2 separate regions of the Homo sapiens genome follow, and region 1 is linked to region 2. A link is a loop called in an ENCODE intact Hi-C map of the cell type or tissue named here. Cell type or tissue: heart right ventricle. All regions are shown on one strand. Each heading gives the region's core, and the rest is flanking DNA. Links, peaks and the distances in the headings are about the cores only.

What was found. Hi-C counts contacts between places; a loop is a spot of excess contacts. Peaks named below come from ENCODE experiments on the same cell type or tissue, not always from the same donor. Only the 100,000 strongest peaks of a DNase experiment are listed, where the experiment ranks them.
Region 1: a loop joins it to region 2, with 2.1 times the contacts of the local background. A loop is called at or near these places in 5 of 110 quality-filtered maps.

What each region holds. Positions count from the first base shown.
Region 1 is chr15:78,412,014-78,420,953 of GRCh38, forward strand. No RefSeq gene overlaps it. Among named protein-coding and RNA genes, the nearest start is that of IREB2, 22 kb to the right of the region's middle. In heart right ventricle, for the core only: a CTCF peak has its summit at 3,579 (motif pointing left); no DNase peak of the experiment used is centred there; H3K27me3 peaks cover 957 bases.
Region 2 is chr15:78,355,566-78,364,505 of GRCh38, forward strand. No RefSeq gene overlaps it. Among named protein-coding and RNA genes, the nearest start is that of CRABP1, 20 kb to the left of the region's middle. In heart right ventricle, for the core only: no CTCF peak of the experiment used is centred there; a DNase peak (open chromatin) is centred at 5,090; H3K27me3 peaks cover 1,427 bases.

The sequences.
Region 1 (8,940 bases), core at 495-8,494, 57 kb after region 2:
TCATGTTGGGCTTCCCAATCTCCAGAGCGGAGAGAAATACATTTCTGGCCAGGCAAGGTGGCTCATGCCTGTAATCCCAGCACTTCGGGAGGCTGAGGTAGGGAGAATGCTTGAGTTCAGGAGTTCAAGACCAGCCCGGGCATCATAGTGAGACTCCATCTCTATTAAAGACACACACACACAAATTAGCCAGATGTGGTGGCTTGGGCCTGTGGTCCTAGCTAATCAGGAGGCTGAGGTGGGAGGTTTGCTTGGGCCAGGGAGGCAGAGGTTGCTGTGAGCTGAGATCACATCACTGCATTCCAGCCTGGGCAACAGAGCAAGATCCTGTCTCAAAAAAAAAAAAAAAATAGAGAGAAAGAAAGGAAAAGAAATACGTTTGTTAATCTGTTGTTTAAACTACTCATTTATAGTATTTTGTTATGACAGTTCAAAAGGACGAAGACACCATCTTTGTCCCTTCACCTCTCCCCTGGCCTTTTTAGTTGGGGCCAACACACCCACACATCACATCCCAGCAGTTTGTAAGAGTAAACTTCAGGCAGTAGTGGATCCAGGAGGCAATTTCTCACATCCTCACCTGTTCTGTCATCCCACATCAGCCTCTCAAGTAGCTGGGTCTCCAGGCACCACCATGCCTGGCTAAGTTTTTATTTTTAGTAGAGTGGGGGGGGGGGTCTCACCATGTTGCCCAGTTTGTACTTGAACTCTTGGGCTCAGGTGATCCTCCTGCCTCAGCCTTCCCTCAACCCCAAAAAACCTTTTTAAAAATACAGTGAGTTCTCACTTAATGTTGTCAATAGGTTTTTGTAACCCATGACTTTAGTGAAATGATGTATAAGAAAACCAATTTTACTATAAGCTAATTTTTGTTTTTTTTTTAGAGACAGGGTTTCACCATGTTGCCCAGGCTGGTCTCAAGCAATCTGCCTGCCTCAGCCTCCCCAAGTGCTAGGATTACAGGTGTGAGCCACCAAGCCCAGCCACTACAGGCTAATTGATAGAAATAAGAGTTAAGTTCTTATGGCACATTTCTGGTCATTAAAATATCACCAAACTTCTAAATAAAGACCCAAAACACTTATAATATTAAACATCAAAATAAATGTGAGCTATACATGCATTTAACAAAGAGTAATAAAAAAAAGTAGGCAATTACCCCATTTTTGGCGAATCAGTGTGTGACAGCCGTCATAGTGATGGGTTAAATCAAGGAAAAGGCCAGGCGCTGTGGTTTACCCCTGTAATCCCAGCACTTTGGGAGGCCGAGGTGGGTGGATCACCTGGGGTCAAGAGTTTAAGACCAACCTGGCCAACATGGCAAGACCCCGTTTCTACTAAAAATACAAAAATTAGCTGGGTGTGGTGGCTCATGCCTGTAATCCCAGCTACTTGGGAGGCTCAGGCATGAGAATTGCTTGAACCCAGGAGGCAGAGGCTGCGGTGAGCTGAGATGATGCCACTGCCCTCCAGCCTGGGCAACAGAGAGAGACTCTGTCTCAAAATAAATAAATAAAAATAAATAAATAAAAAATGTTAAAAAATAAAATCAAGGAACAAATGTTTGCAAAGTCAACATTGTAAGGAGCACCTCCTACCACCATGGAGTTGGAGTTCCAAAACAATCTCAGATCCAGAGAGCTTGCTGAGCACTTTTGTACTGCAGTGTATACTGCTGAACTTCTGGATGATTATCATACACTTCATGAATTTTTATTATTTATTTATTTATTTATTTATTTACTATTATTTGTTTCCCAAGACAGAGTCTTGCTCTGTCACCCAGGCTGGAGTGCAGTGGCTCAATCTTGGCTCACTGCAACCTCCACCTCCCAGGTTCAAGCAATTCTCCTGCCTCAGCCTCCCAAGTAGCTGGAATTACAGATGTCCGCCACCGTGCCTAGCTAATTTTTGTATTTTTAGTAGAGACGGGGTTTCAATACGTTGGCCAGGCTGGTCTTGAATTCCTGATCTCGTGACCCACCCGCCTCAGCCTCCCAAAGTGCTGGGATTACAGGCATGACCCACCGCACCCAGCCAAATTTTTATTTTAAAATAATTTTAATTTATTCATGCATTAATTTTCCAACCTGCTTATTCCAGTTCAGGGTGACAGGCAGCCAGAGTCTATCCTGGCCCCTCAGGGTGCAAGGTAGGAACCCACCCTGGACAGGACACCATCTCATCGCAGGGTGTGTGCACGCACAAACGCACACACACACACACTCGTCCTGAGACAATGTAGACATGCCAATTCACCTCATGTGCACATATTTGGGATGTGGGAGGAAGCCAGAGAAAGTAGAGAAAAAACCCGGGCAGATATAGAAGAATGTGCAAACTCCCTATAGACAGTGACCCCAGCCAGGAATCCATTTTTTTCTCATCAACATTATAATGAAACAAAATGGAGCAACAATGAACAAAATGACATTACCTGAGGACCTGCTGTAATTATACTCACAGAAAGTTGCCAAACAAATACAGAGAGATCCTATGTACCCTCTACCCAGCTTCCTCCAATGGTCACATTTTATATGATGGCAGCACACTTTTAAAATGTGAGTTTGGTACTTGGAACCATCTGGAAGAAGATTTGGCAGTTCACACCTTACCATTGCAAATCTACTCTGTCCAATCCACTGAAAGTCCTGGTCTTCTCCTCCTCCAGGACTTTGTTCACTCATTGGTACCGCCCAGAGACTCAGGCTGGCTTAAGCCAAAATGGAATTTGCTGGAAAGATGGTGGGATGCACCAGAATCTGTGAGAGCCTGGGGAGCAGAGCAGGAGGCAGGACAAGAACTGGGCATCCAGCACGCCTTGGCCAGGTGCCCAGGATGCCCCACAGTAGGGAATGAATGCCCACTGCTTTCTTTGTTTTTTCCCCCATCCTTTGCCATCTCTTTACGAAGCATTTCCATATCACCCCAGCCAAAAATGGCTTTATCCTCCTCTAGCCCACCCCTATAGCCTTCCCACCTGTAATTTCTTGGGGCCAAGGTCCTGATTTTTTATAGTTCATAACATTTAATTATAGTCCATAAATGTAATTGCTTGGGGCCAAGGTCTTGGTCTTTGTATAGTCCATAATATTTACTCAAAGTGAGAAACCAGCAAGATTGTGAATGAATAAATCCTGCCTCAGTAGGCAGTTAATTTTTTTAACCAAATCCTTTGACATATTCATACATAACCAGAATGAAAACAAAACTGCTCTTTTTTGGTTTGTTTTTCACTTCACTTCTTAATGGGAGTGTTAAAGCAGTCAGTAAGTGAAATAGGCTTTTGAAATCACTGACAAAGCTTTTAAGGAGCCCATGAACTTGCGAATAACAGCTACAGAAGGTTTTAATTAGCGTGCTGTGAAACAAAAGTCACTTGACCTCTAGGTGCCCTTCTTTAAAAAGTGAGATAATGAGACTGGCCACCTGCCTCGCTCACTTGAGATAGTGTGTTCATTAATGAGACAGGTGGTGGTGGCAAGGTGCTGGGACTCCTTTGGATGAGAGAAGGAAAAAGCTCTCCAAATACAAACTGTCATAATGATGGTTCTAGCCAAAGATCCTGTTATACCTAGACTCCCTCTGGTGACCAATTTAGCGCATGGTATATAATGCATTTTGAATTAATTGGTTTCTACAGCCTCTTAGTAGCCTGGGAGTTGTGGATTGGCTGTGGTTTTTACCTTTGTTAAGACAAGGTGAATATATTCTCCCCTCAGTGGAAGACAATGAATGGTTGCCCTTGTCATCTCTTTAATGCCACAACTCTCTTCACCTTTACACTGGTGCCTGGCTTGCCTCAGTGCTTTTTCATTTGGAAACCAGTGTTTTCAGCGCTGCTGAACAGTATGGGGAACATTACTATCACCATCTTCGGATCGCCAAAGGGCAGTTAAAAGGAAACAGGAGTCGATGCATTCTGTTTGGTCCCAGAAAGCAAAGTTGGGACAGGTGAGAACCAGATGAGCACAGGTTTCAGCTCAACATAAAAGAAAACATCTTCATAGACAGTCTGTCACACAATGGAACAGGCATCTCCTGGAGGAAGTGAGAAGGGACACTCTCACCAGAGACAGAACCTGTGTGGGACAGGGGTTTTGATTTGTAGACACTTGAATCTGAATCTACTGCAGCTAATTGTTTAACAGAAACAAGTTTATAATGATGAATTGGTGCTCAGCATCAATTTCATTCTCCTTGTGTTCCTTCCTCCACTGAGGAAGCTGGAAAGCTCAGATCTGTATTTCCCAGACTCCCCTGTAGCAGGATTTGTGGTGTGATTTGGGCTCAGCATATCAGATGGGCTTGCACGGAAGGTGAGGAGGAGGCCATACTTCTGCTGGGTCTGCTGATTTTTCAGTGGCCCTTGAGAATTCCAGTGTCCAGTCACACGCTTTATGTGTATTAAGAAGCAGAGCATGAGGCATTAACTAGTATAGATGGTGGCAGGCACAGAGTGACTCTTCAGCTAGCAGCAGCAGTCGTGGTATCTGATCATGGTGGTGTCCTGATTGTGACAATTTGCCAAGCTGGGTCTCACCTGCTGTCTTCTCCTTCAGACTTTCCGATAAGTCGCTTCCTTTCTCTGGGCCTTGTGAGAAACAAACTTACCTGTCCAAACCCAAAGAATGAACTCGGAGACCTGGAGATCAGCAAAAGTGAGACTTTTAATGATAGTCTTGCAAGATTGGGTGTCTGATGGGCAGACACACCCAGCACAGTTTTAACAAGCAATTTATACCCTAGTGAGCAGGTCCCTTCCCCTGTTCCTCATAGGCTTGAGTACTGTGGGGTCACAATCTTCCTGGACGTCGTCTATTGGTTGTTGGATAGGGGCTTTAGGTGTTTTCTTTAGGGTTGTCTTGCTGCATTTTGCTGCAGCCCACAATGCATCGCAATCCTAGTTAGCTCAGGGGCTCTTTAAGTGTTTGACTTACGACCTACGTAGCTGGGCAGGCTGATAAGAACAGACAAAGCAAGCTATTTTGCAGACTAATAAACTTTCATTTTAGACTAAACTTCTTTGGTTCGGGTGAGGGCAACTAAGGCGGCAGGGGGTGGTGAGGGGGCTGCGCACAACAAGCAGGCATCGGCTATCCAAGCAGGGGCCTAGTATATCCTGTTTCTTATGTAGTTTGCTAACCTAAGCTGATTTAAGGCACATTTTCTTGGAAATGGACCACTGTATACATTATTTCCTTCAGGCCTCACTTGCTTCATTTGACAAAAAGGGGTCAGAACACTGTCGCATCAGTTGAATCAGCTCCCAGCTTCCTCCCAAGGCTCATGCCCTACAGGAGAAGACATCCTAGGATTCAGAGACAGTTTGCAAAGGTCTCTACCTATTCAGAGCAGCTATTTTTCCAAATGGAGTCATACTTCCTAATAATCTCACAAACTCTGCATAGCAGAGCCACATCTTATACAGGCATAGGTTCTAAAGTCAGCATTTAAAGTAAAAATCCTATTTAGTCAAAATGACCTTGAAAATCCTCTAGGTTTTCTATATATTGCATTATTGCATGACAAAAATATCTTTGAATAAGATCAATACAGCCAGCTCTTCCTCCAGCATAGATAGACAGCAGCTTCTTCAGCTGAGTACCAGATACAGTAGTGGGCTTATGTTTTGGGCTGAATTGTATGAAAAATAGAAAATGTTCAACGCAGCTGGGTGCAGTGGCTCATGCCTCAATCCCAGCACTTGGGGAGGCTGAGGCAGGCAGATCACTTGAGATCAGGAGTTCAAAACCAGCCTGGGCAACATGACAAAACCCCGTCTCTACTAAAAATACAAAAATTAGCTGGGAGTGGTAGCACATGACTGTAGTCCCATCTACTCAGGAAGCTGAGGTGGGAGAATTGCTTGAACTCAGGAGGCAGAGGCTGCAGTGAGCTGAGATCACACTATTGCACTGCAGCCTGAGTGACAGAGCGAGACCCTGCCTCAAAAAAAAAAAAAGTTCAATACTACAGATATACCCGGTGCTGGGAGATAGATGCTTACATTATGAAAGATTGAGCTCGGGGAATGGGGTGACAAAGAGCAGGCAGAATGTGTAGGGCAGGGCTCTGAAAGTTCAAAGGCCAAGAGGCTGGGGGAGGGCCTCAAGAGATGGGCCTAGTGGGAGGCAGTGGTGCTGAAGGGTCCTCAGTAGCCCTGCCAAATCCTTCCAACCCGGCCTCCCTTTTGCTCAGCAGTGCCTGGTTTGAAAGAGCCCTTCCATGGGTCTGCCGGAAGAGCTGTCAGGAAGGCTGCAATAATGATGTCACCCATGTTGAGAGAGAAGCAGTGACATTGAGGTGTGAAAGATTGGGAAGATTTCAGGGAAAAAAAGGGTGCAGGGTGATGGATGGGTGGGTTTGCCTAGCTGGAGAGGAAGGGGGTGGCATTCATGGGAGATGAACGGGGGGTGAGGGTGGAACAGCAGAAACAGAGGCTGATGTGGGGAAGCTCAGGGCCTGCTTCCCCTGGAAAGCAGATGACTCAGTGAGATGACGCAGAAGATCCAGGAAGGTGAGAGGGCTCAAATATCAAGCTGGAGAGTTTATTTATTTATTTATTTATTTATTTATTTATTTAGAGACTGAGTCTCCTGCTGTCACCCAGGCTGGAGTGCAGTGGCACCATCTCAGCTCACTGCAACCTCCGCCACCTGGGTTCAAGCGATTCTTGTGCCTCAGCCTCCCGAGTAGCTGGGATTATAGGCGCCCGCAACCACACCAGGTTAAATTTTGCATTTTTAGTAGAGATGGGGTTTTATCATGTTGGCCAGGCTGGTCTCGAACTCCTCACCTCGAGTGATCAGCACCCCCTTGGCCTCCCAAAGTGCTGGGATTCCAGGCATGAGCCACCGCGCCCAGCCGAGCTAGAGTTTAGACTTTGATCTTTTGTGCACAGACTGGGGGTTTTGAACAGGAAAGTGGCTGTCATCAATTTGGTGCCTCAGGAAGCTCAGCTGGCTGTTACAGATAGAGTCAGGAGGCCAGGGAAATCCAGCCCCACATGAGGTGATGGCGAGGGCATGGAAAGGGAGAACATAGGAGAGGGATGTGGCATGCTCTGAGCTATGGAACCAAACTTCAATTCCTTCCATGAACATTATGTTAATCTCCCTTCTCTCTGAATGTCAGGATCAAGTCATTACATTTCCAGGGACAAAGCTTCTTGTTTTAAGAACACACAAAGGTATTCTGGGTCCTAAAACTGCAATCACCAGATGAGTTCTTCCTGCCTGCTGCACAGACAAAATCAATTCACTGGAACTGTGGCATTGGAGTAGAGCAAGTTAACTGACACGAGGCTGACCCAGACAGGAGAACTAGAGTTATCACTCAAACCAGTCTCCCTGAAGGCTCAGAGGCCTAGGGTTTTAATGGACAATTTAGTGGGCAGGGGGCTAGGGAATGGGTACTGCTGATTAGTTGGGGATGAAATTACAAGGGTGTGGAAAGCAGTCCTCATGCACAGAGCCCGCCTCTGGGTGGGGCCACAGGACCAGTTGAGTCATGAGTCACGAGTCCAGGTAGGGTCAGTCTGGAAAACATCTCAAAAAAATCTAATCTTAGGTTCTACAATAGTGATGTTATCTATAGGAGCAATTAGGAAAGTCACAAGTCTTGTGACCTCTGGCCACGTGACCCCTGAGCATTACTGCTCATGTTTTAGGGATTATAGAAGTTATCCCTACATTCTAGCAGAGTTCAAGCCCCTCCCATATTCTAATGGCTTTTTTAAAAAATTTATTATTATTATTATTATTTTTTGAGACAGAATCTTGCTCTTTTGCTCAGGCTGTAGTACAGTGGCACAATCTCGGCTCACTGCAACCTCCAACTACCTAGTTCAAGCGATTCTCCTGCCTCAACCTACTTGAGTAGCTGGGATTACAGGCATGTGCCACCATGCCCAGCTAATTTTTGTATTTTCAGTACAGATGGGGTTTCACCATGTTGGCCAGGCTAGTCTTGAACTCCTGACCCCAAGTAATCTGCCCACCTCCCCCCCTTCCAAAGTGATGGGATTACAGATGTGAGCCACTGCACCTAGCCTCTTATGGCTTTTCATTAGTCTGACATAGGCTGTTGTCAGTCCCTGAGCGAGGAGGGAGTTAGTTTTAGGAAGGGACTATTATCATCTTTGCTTTCAAGTTAAACTATGAATTCTTCCCAAGGTTAACTTGACTTATACCCAGGAATGACCAAGAACAGCTTGGAAGTCAGAAGCAAGATGGAGTCAACTATGTCAGATTTCTCTTACTGTCATAATTTTCCAAAGGCAGTTTTAAAACTAAGAGAGAAAAAGCACTAGGTTATGTGACATTTGACCCAGGAATGAGAAACCTTCCCTAGGTCTCTCCACCGCATGGACTGGAGGAGCCTCAGCTTGTCTGGCTTCTGCTTTTTGCTGCTGCTTGAGCAATTTTCCACCATCCCTCCTGCCAACACCATAGATACACCCTCAATGGGGAAAAACCTTTTTAACTTGAAAATTTAAGCGCTCACTTAACGGAAGTCACAGAGGTGAATATGACCAGAATCAATAGAGGTATCTTTGCCTCTGATGTTTCCCACTCCAGGTTCAGAGAGACAAGTTGCGTCTCTCTTTGAGCTTGCCTGCAGGATCACTTGATTCATGCTTTTTCTCCCATAAATATTTATTGAACACCTACCATGTGCCAATTCTAGGGGCTGGGGATACAGCAGTGAACAAAACAACCAAGTCCCTGCCTCATGGAACCTATGTTCTAGTAGGAAATAGACAACAAACAAATGAGTTAAATGTGCAGCATATTAGACCATGATAATGAGATGGGATGGTTCCCTTGACCTTGACCCCCTTCGTGGGCAGGAACTGGAGTGGCTTGTTTCACTCAGCCCACCGCTGGCCACTCCTCATGAGAGGGAGCGTGCAAGCGAGTACAGGAACCGGAGGGA
Region 2 (8,940 bases), core at 211-8,210:
TATATCTCTAAATGTTAATAATTCCCTTAAAATTACAATAAAAATGTTATCACACCTTAAAATTAACAAATCCTAATATCATCAAAGATCCTACCAGTGTTCAGATTTTCCTGATTGTCTTTTTTACCTCCTTGCTCAAATCAAGATTGAAATAACTATAAATCTCTTTGAATCTATAAATTTTCCTCTGCCTCATTTTATTTTTTGTATTGTATTTTGTGGAGAAACTCGTTGTTTGTCCTGCAGAGCTTCACACAGTCTAGATTTTGATGATTGTATTTCTGCGGTGTTACTTAACATGTTCTTTGTCTTCTGTATTTTTCTGTAGATTGGTAGCTCTAGAAGCTCAGCCAGACTCAAGGGTGATGTTTTGGCAAGAATACTTCATAGGTGATATGCTCTGCTCCCTTAGGAAGACTGAAATCACCTGGTTGTCTCTTTCGTTCTTTCTTTTTCTTTTCTTTTTTTTTTTTTTTTGAGACAGAGTCTCACTCTGCCGCCAGGCTGGAATGCAGTGGCATGATCTTGACTCACTGCAACCTCCGGCTCCTGGGTTCAAGCGATTCTCCTGCCTCAGCCTCCCGAGTAGCTGGAACTACAGGCACGTGCCACCACACCCAGCTATTTTTTTGTATTTTTAGTAGAGACGGGGTTTCATCATGTTGGCCAGGATGGTCTTGATCTCTTGACCTTGTGATCTGTCCGCTCGGCCTCCCAAAGTGCTGGGATTACAGGCATGAGCTGCCGTGTCTGGCCCTGGTTGTCTCTTTCTATGACGTTAACAGCCATTGGTGATCACTGGCTACATTTATAGTTCTCATTAGAGGTTGAAACATGGGGATATTCTAATTCTACCTCCTTCGTTTATGAGCTGGAATACTTCCATAAAAAGATACTTGATCGGTGAGTTCAAGACCAGCCTGGCCAACATGGAGAAACTCTGTCTCTACTAAAAATACAAAAAATTAGCTGGGTGTGGTGGCGGGTGCCTGTAATCCCAGCTACTTGGGAGGCTGAGGCAGAGAATTGCTTGAACCCGGGAGGCGGAGGTTGCAGCGAGCCGAGATCGCACCACTGCACTCCAGCTTCAGCAACAGAGCGAGGCTTCATCTCAGAAAAAAAAAAAGAAATACTTGCTCTCATCTACTATGTGGTTATCCTGAGGTACAGTATGCATAGGAAAGACAGAATAAATACTTGATTCTTTCCCTGTATTTACCAGTTTTTAGAGCAATGAATTGGTTTTCCTGGCATCCTTCAAAAGTGACCAATGCATTTTTCTGTTTTCTATTTTCTTCTTTTTTAAGACAAGGTCTCATTCTGTTGCCCAGGCTGGATTGTAGTGGTATGATCATGGCTCACTGTAGCCTTGACCTCCTGGGCTCATGCAGTCCTCCCACCTCAGCCTCCTGAGTAGCTTGGGACTACAGGCACACACCACCATGCCTGGCTAATTTAAAACAAATTTACTGTTTTTTAGAAATAGGGGTCTTGCTATGTTGCCTAGGCTCATCTCGAACTCCTGGGCTCAAGCGATCCTCCTGCCTCAGCCTCCCAAAGTGCTGGGATTACAGGCATGAGACACTGTGCCCCAGCCATTGTTTTCCTTTTTTAATATCATTATTAATTTATGGATTGAAACACATTTGATATGTTTAATGGGAAAATAAAAGCTATATGCTTAGCTCTTTTCAGGGAAAAGAAAAAAAAAAACCAGAACCCTAGAGGACACACACCAAACCATTAAGAGTGGTTACATCTGAGAGACCGTTTTACTCTCATTATTTCTGTATTGTTGACATTCACTTATAATGCACATGTATGACTTTTGTAATTTAAAACATATTTGATATGTTTCAATTCAACGTAGTTATTATCCTCATTGATGCTGAAAGTGACCCATCTTTGGCCACTGGGAGCTTCTTTATATTGGCTCTTGAGTCTTGGTAGGACCCTAGTATCTCTGATAACTTCTTTGCTATTTATTCTAATAAGATACTCTAGCTCATTTCCTGTTCCAGACCTGGAATCAGCCATTTTTCCGAGGAGCCTAGTTGTTTTAGGAGACAATGGCATTTAGAAACCACAATCTGGGGGCCAAGAGATGGGCCTACTTTTGATTCTAAGAGAGAAGCCAGAGTTTTAGTTCCCAAGAGGCAGGTCACAGACAAAAAACTTACTCTGGGGCGGGTTCTGTGGCTCACACGTATAATCCCAGCACTTTGGGAGGCCGAGGTGGGTGGATTGCTTGAGCCCATGAGTTCGAGACCAGCCTGGGCAACATAGCAAGACCTCATCTCTACAAATAATTTTAAAAATTAGCTGGATGTGGTGGCATGTACCTGTGGTCCCAGCTACTTGGGAGACTGAGGTAAGAGGATTGCTAGAGCCTGGGAAGTAGAGGCTGCAGTGAGCTGTGACTGCGCCACTGCACTCCAGCCTGGGTGATGCCATAAGACCGCAACTCAAAAACGCAACAACAAAAAAAAGTTACTCTGTACTCCTTTGTTCCCATTATCTTCTGCCCAAGACAATGCTAAACAGTATTCAGATGTTGCCAGCACTGTGTTCAGCTATCTGAGGATGACATCTCTTCCTTTTTACTCAGAAATCGGAGTGGATTTTGACCAATCCATTTGTGGCAGGGGATGGAGGTCGGGGCAGTAGACTTGGAAATATTTGTCTGTAACTCAGCACCAGGCTGTGAGGACAACTGCTTCAAAGAGAACGGGACTTGATGGGCAGTGGTCACTTCCAATCAAATCTCCATTAGCTTATTGGAGGCAGGATTAACATTCCATTCTGTAGTAGGAAGATTAAGCATAATTTCTGGGCAAAGAGCAAATTCTCACAAGGATTCTGCAAACATGTTATATTTGTTACAAGTGGGTAATTCATCTTTCTGGGAAAATTACCTGCAGGACTTCGAGGAATTTACTTAATAAAAAAAATAGATGACAGTCACAATTTTATAATTCCGTTTGTTTTCACAAGCCAGGAAAACTCATCAATTATGGTGAGTGAAGGGGGAGCTGGGTTCGTAAAGTGGAATTTGACCAAGGTCTCTCAGAATAGCCATGCTCCAGGGAAGTGGGATTTGGAGATACTAACATAAAAAAAAAAATTGGCTTCAGAAACAATGTGTAGGAAAAAATTATTGAGTTATGAACTCTTACAAAGAACATAATGAGAAGTGAAAACCCTGAGAAAGTTTGGGAAAACATCCAATCCTCAGAATACATGAAATAAAATTGAGGATTTTTTTTCTCTTTCCTACTATTAGGAATAGGTTCAGAAAAATGTTATTGAGTTCCTTTTATCGCCATTCAAAAAAATTGTTGCTGTTATGTTTGTTTTTGCTGAATGTGGTAGTATAGTTCAATGCAGAGAGCATGCCAGGAAACCAGGGTTGTAAGTCCTGGCTCTGCCACTAATTTGCTCCGTGAAGCTACCTGCTCTTTCTTGTACCTTCCCTGGGCCTCCATTTGCCCATCTGTAGAAAGCAGAGGTTGCTAAACATGGGCAGTGGCTGGGAGGGCTGCATGTGAATCACCAGGGACAGCCCAAATATCCACCAACAGGGAAAGGGTTAAGTCATCCACAACAAGCTACACAATGGAATTCTCTGCAGCTGTAGAACAGAGTGAGGTAGACATATGTGTACTGATGTGGAAAGATGTCTAAGCTATATTCGGTTTTTTGTTTTTTTAAGTGAGTGGGGATCTAGTTTAATGGGAAAAATAAAAGCTATATGCTTAGCTCTTTCCAGGGGAAAGAAAAAAAAAGCCAAAACCCTAGAGGACACACACCAAACCACTAAGAGTGGTTACCTCTGAGAGACCGTTTTACTCTCATTATTTCTGTATGGTTGGGATTCATTTATAATGAGCATGTACGACTTTTGTAAATTAAAACAAGTTTTCACTTAAAAAGAGATTCTGATTCTCTTTGTCTGGGTTGGAGCCCAGGAATCTTAATTTCTTTGCATTCCCCAGGTGATTTCTGATAGAATCACTGAACCAATGGTCACAGAGGTCTTTTCCAGCTTTAACACTCTATGACTCCACAAAGTTTATTTGACTCATGACTGGAAAAAGGGAAAGAAGAACCAAACAGGAGAAAAGGAGACAGCAAGAAGGAAAGCACAACATTAGAAGCATAAATAATAATTACCAAGGTGTATGTCTCTGCATGGTTTCTGGTGCCCCTTTGCAAATGTATCCTATATGTGATGCATAGCAACCCGGGGGTCTAAGCAGGGCAGGTATCAGGACTGTCCCCATTTTACAGACGGGGACACTGAAGTTCAAAGAAGTTAAGTGCTTTGAGTAAATTATCCAGTTTGTAAATGGCAGAGCTGGGATTACAACCTCAGGATGTCTGACTCCAGGGCCAATGCTCTTGCCATCCCATCAGCCATTAGGGACACAAAATATTTTCCTTACTATGGTCATCAAGTATTATGTTTATGGCTTAATAAAAAAAAGTTATTTCATAGAAAAGTTATTTCTATGAAATAACTTTTTCATAGAAAAGGAGGGAGGGAGAAAGCATAATGATCACTGACATTTAATAAGGGCTTACTATGTTCCAGGCCCTGTGCTAAGCACTTTGCATTTTCACCTTTCATCCTACAGTAAGCCAACTAGGTAGCTACTGTTTTCACTCCCACTTTACAGATGATCAAACTGAGGCTCAGAGAGGTTAAATAATTCACCCAAAGTGAATAAAAATTAGTACTGGGATTGAATCCAGGTCTTCTATCTGAATAAATGAAACAGAGAAAGAGAAGGGAAGAGGGAGGAAAGTGACGGAGAAGTGGGTGTGCTTTTCCCGTCTCCATGGGGCTCCTGTTTCTTAGGGCTGTCATCACCCCACATGGCAAGGGCTCCTCGGGGCCTTTCAGAAGGAAAGCCCAACCTTACTGCCCAGCCTAGCACTGCCGGCTGCCAGCCAGCCTCTCTCCCACAGTGTATTTCCTTTGCCTACGTTGACAGGTATCCAGTTTCACCAAAGGCTCCAAGCTCCCAGATCTGGTTTTCATCAGGAGCTAGAGCTGAGCCCTAGAGCAATTGCCTGGCAGCCTCAGTGAAGCCAGATGGAGCCCAGCCACCTTCTCTTCCCCTGAGGCCTCCTGAAGAAGGGCTCTTGATGTCTGGAGCCCAGCCTTGGATGGTGGCCCTGCGGGTGCATCTTTCAAGACCCCTTCCTTTCAGCTTTGTCTCTAGCAGCTAGTAGAAGTGACACAGGGGGTGCATAGATCAGGCCAATAGCCTCTCATTGAGGATGTGCAGGGAACAGCCGGGAGAGGGTCTGGGGCAGCAATGAGAACAATGCTGTTTCCTTCCCACCCACCAAGCAGATCCTACCTGTGCATCTCCTCCACCTGGCCTGGGAGGGCTCGGATACACTCCCTGGCTTTGATACACCCCCTGTCCCTGTGGAACCTGTCTGAGGCCAGACAGGGAGATAGACAAAGAACCACAGCTGGACAACCATGACCAAAGCAGAAGTTGTAATTCTGTGGGCACATGGGGAACTTGAGATTCATCCTGGCCAATGCACGGGGCAGTAGGCACTGGAACTAGGACTTGGAGGAAGCGGGTGGAGTATTCCAGGCAGTGCTGGAGCACAGGGAAAAGGAAAGTGGGGTAGGCCTTGCAAAGCTGGGCATGCATCCATGGGGCTGCTTTTGTGTGAATTAGAAAAGGAGACCTTTTCTGGGCAGACAAGGAGGGTACTCTATCCTTGCTTTATGCAGTGCACAAATTGTGCAACTATACTAGTGGCCCTGGGGCTGTGGCCACTAAATTTCATCTGCCTTTTACATTTTCCCTTCCTCTTCAGGTTACAGAGCCCCTATTTCTAGAAAGGAAGTGATTCTATGTGGTTACTGTGGGGCTAATCCATAAGCCTAACAGGGGTCAGCCCTTGATTCAGTCATAGCCAATTACAGCACTGCAGCTTCATGGCCATGGTGATCAGTTCTGAGACAGGCATGTGATCCAAGCTAAGCCAATCAGAGCCCTCTCTGGGACCGCAGCCGGAGCATTTAGGCAGAAGGTGCTCTCTTTCGTCTGGGTTTGCTGGCTACGGGGATCAGGTAAGCCTAGAACTGTGGGGTCATCACTGGTACTTTGCGGGAGACTCTGCCTGAAAACGAAGCCAACACACAAAAATGAGCAGATGAGAAACAAAGAGAATTCTGATGTTTAAACTCCAGGATTTGCTCCTGGAATATTCCATTCACAAGAATGAATAAATTCCCTTTTTTGCTTAATCTAGTCTGAGTTTTTATGCTTCCCTCAAAAGGACTAAGCATTATGGAAAGAATTGCTAGGATTCAAGCCAATGGACACAGAGTACCTTGAAAAACCAAACCAAGAAAGCTTTGGCTGGGCCTCGGGTTTCTAAGTCAAGAGCTGGAGATGAGAACACAGGCATGGAGTCTGACTGAACTTCATTCAAAGCTGTTCCCAGGTGGCATCTCCCTGCGTGCTCACCACAGCCTCAGGAGCCAGGTGAGGCCAGGCCACTGGGATGTGGACTTGCCACTCAACCTGTGATCTGGGTGAGCCTTCGGCTGACGGGCCCTGGGGCACAGCAGGCTCTTAGCACTCGGGGAAGGACCAGCCAGCAATGGCTGTCTGAGTTGGCAGGAAGGGTCTGTGTGCTGAGCTCCTGGGAAGTCTTGTGGGACTTATGACATGTCATGCAGTCAGTCCACTCTTGTGCCCCTGGGCCTTTGCATATCCTGATCCCTCAGCCTAGGACACCCTCACCATGTTGTCTATCCAGAAAACTTCTACTCTGCCTTCAAAATTCAGCTCAAGGGTTACCTCTTCTGCAGAAACTTCTGTGGCAGTTTTAAAACATGGCTGCAAGATTTTGGTCTCAAGAGATGAATTCTGTGTCCCTGTCGCTTGAATCTGGTTGGTCTTATGACTGCTATGCCCAATAGAGTATGTTGGAGGTGATGCTATGTGTCATCTTAGGCTGAGTCATAAAAGGCCATGCAACTTCTGCCTTGTTCGTTGGGAACACTCACACTTGAACCCCCGATACCATGTAAAAAGTCCAACTGTCCTGAGACCACCAGGCTGGAGAGGCCACAAGTAGGCACTTTGGTCGACAGTCCCAGCTGAGCCCACTCTTCAGCCAGCCCAGCCAACCCAGCCCAACTCTTCAAGTCACCTCTAGCCATTAGAGTCACCCCAGCTGAGGCCCAGGCCTCACGGAGCAGGGAAGACACACCCTGCAGTGTCCTATCCAAATTCCTGAGCCATGGAATCTGGAAGCATAGATGGTCGTTTTATGCCACTATGTTTTGGAGCAGGAGATAACTAGAACACTGTCTTTGACTCATCTGGGAAAACTTCAGTGCTTCTTCCTTTATTTGTTTCTTCCCTGAGTTCCTCCTGCATTGCTCCTGCAGAGCCCTGGCTACACTGGGCTGTGATCATCTCACGACATGCCTATCGCCCCAATAGACTATGAAGCCCTGGGGAAACGGGGCCAGAGGCTGTTTCTCACGAGACAGAGGGGCTCCTCTAGGCTGGAGGTCACACAGAAGCCCACAGCAAGGCTGACCTGAATGAAGTCACTGAGGTAAATGACAGCTGCAGGCTCCTCCCATCAGTATCAACCATGGACAGCATCAGCCCAGAGACTGGAGAGGGACTGAGCCCACACGAGGACCAAATGGCCTCCACCAGGCAGAGAGAAGAGCTCTGGGGCCAGGAGACAGGCCCGGAACACTTGCCTGGGAGACTCAGAAAGAGAGGTGCAACCTGCACCACTGGGTAGTGGATCTGGCTACTTACTGAGACCACCTTGTTCTGCGGGGAGAGGAATCAGGGAGCTGAGCGGAGTCCCAGATGAGCAAACAGAAGTTCATCTGCCAGAGAACCCAGAGGAGCAGGAGGCTGAAGCTGAGAGGGCGTTTCCCTTTCTTCTTAAGAAAATTGTTCAGAATTGATGAAAATAGCTGGGAAAGCATTTGTGGAAATGTTAATAGCAGGGAAAGTTAACCCAACTTGAATTCTCTGCCTTGAGTTAGGAGGGAAGACGGCATGCCAAGCAAACATGGATCTGGATTTCAGGGCAGAAGGATCCACAGATGCACAGCCCAGCTCCCAGGCCCAACAGTGGGACTCCGGTACAGCCCGAGGCTTTTGTAGAGAGGTCAGTGTTCTTGTCTGAGCCTCTAGTAACCCTGCGAGGTTTCAGTACGAGGAGCAGGAATTAAGATACTGAAACAAAAGGAAGAAATGGACTCGCATTTGTTGAGCCCACTATGTGCTAAATGCTTTATAGTCATTGACAAATTTAAACCTCATAACAATATTTTAAATATGTAGTAAAGTCCCACTTGATAGCAGAGAAGACTGAGGCTCTGAGAGTTGTAGTAGAGTTGGGGCAGTCTGATTTGAGACCCCCTAAGGGACAAGGGAGATGACATGGAAGGTCAGAGCCCCTCGGGCTGGTGCCTCTGTGACCCTCAGTGGCCGGGTATCCCTGTCTGCACAGTGAGAGGGCTGGGCTCATGATCTCACCCAGATCTGGGCTGAATCCCACCTCTGTCATTGTAGGGCAGCGTGACCTTGGGCAAGTTAGTTATACTTCCCGTGCCTCCTACAGTTTACCAGGGTTGATTGTCAACGACAAGAGCTGGCCTTTCTACTTCTTCCACCATCCATCTTCTATATGGAGTTACAGAACTTGTCAGTCCAGGGCAGAGCCCAGGAGCCCGCATCTTCCTCCCTTGTAGGCTTTGGCCAGTGGCACCCAGTGTGTGCTGTTCCCCGGAGGGTGAAGCAGCAGCCCTTTCAGACACACGCTGGCAGGCACCACGGCTCCGGGATGCCAGCTGAGGCCTTCCAGCCGGCAGCTTCCTAAGTGGCCACAGATGTGGTGTGAGATCACACAGCAAGCCAGCTG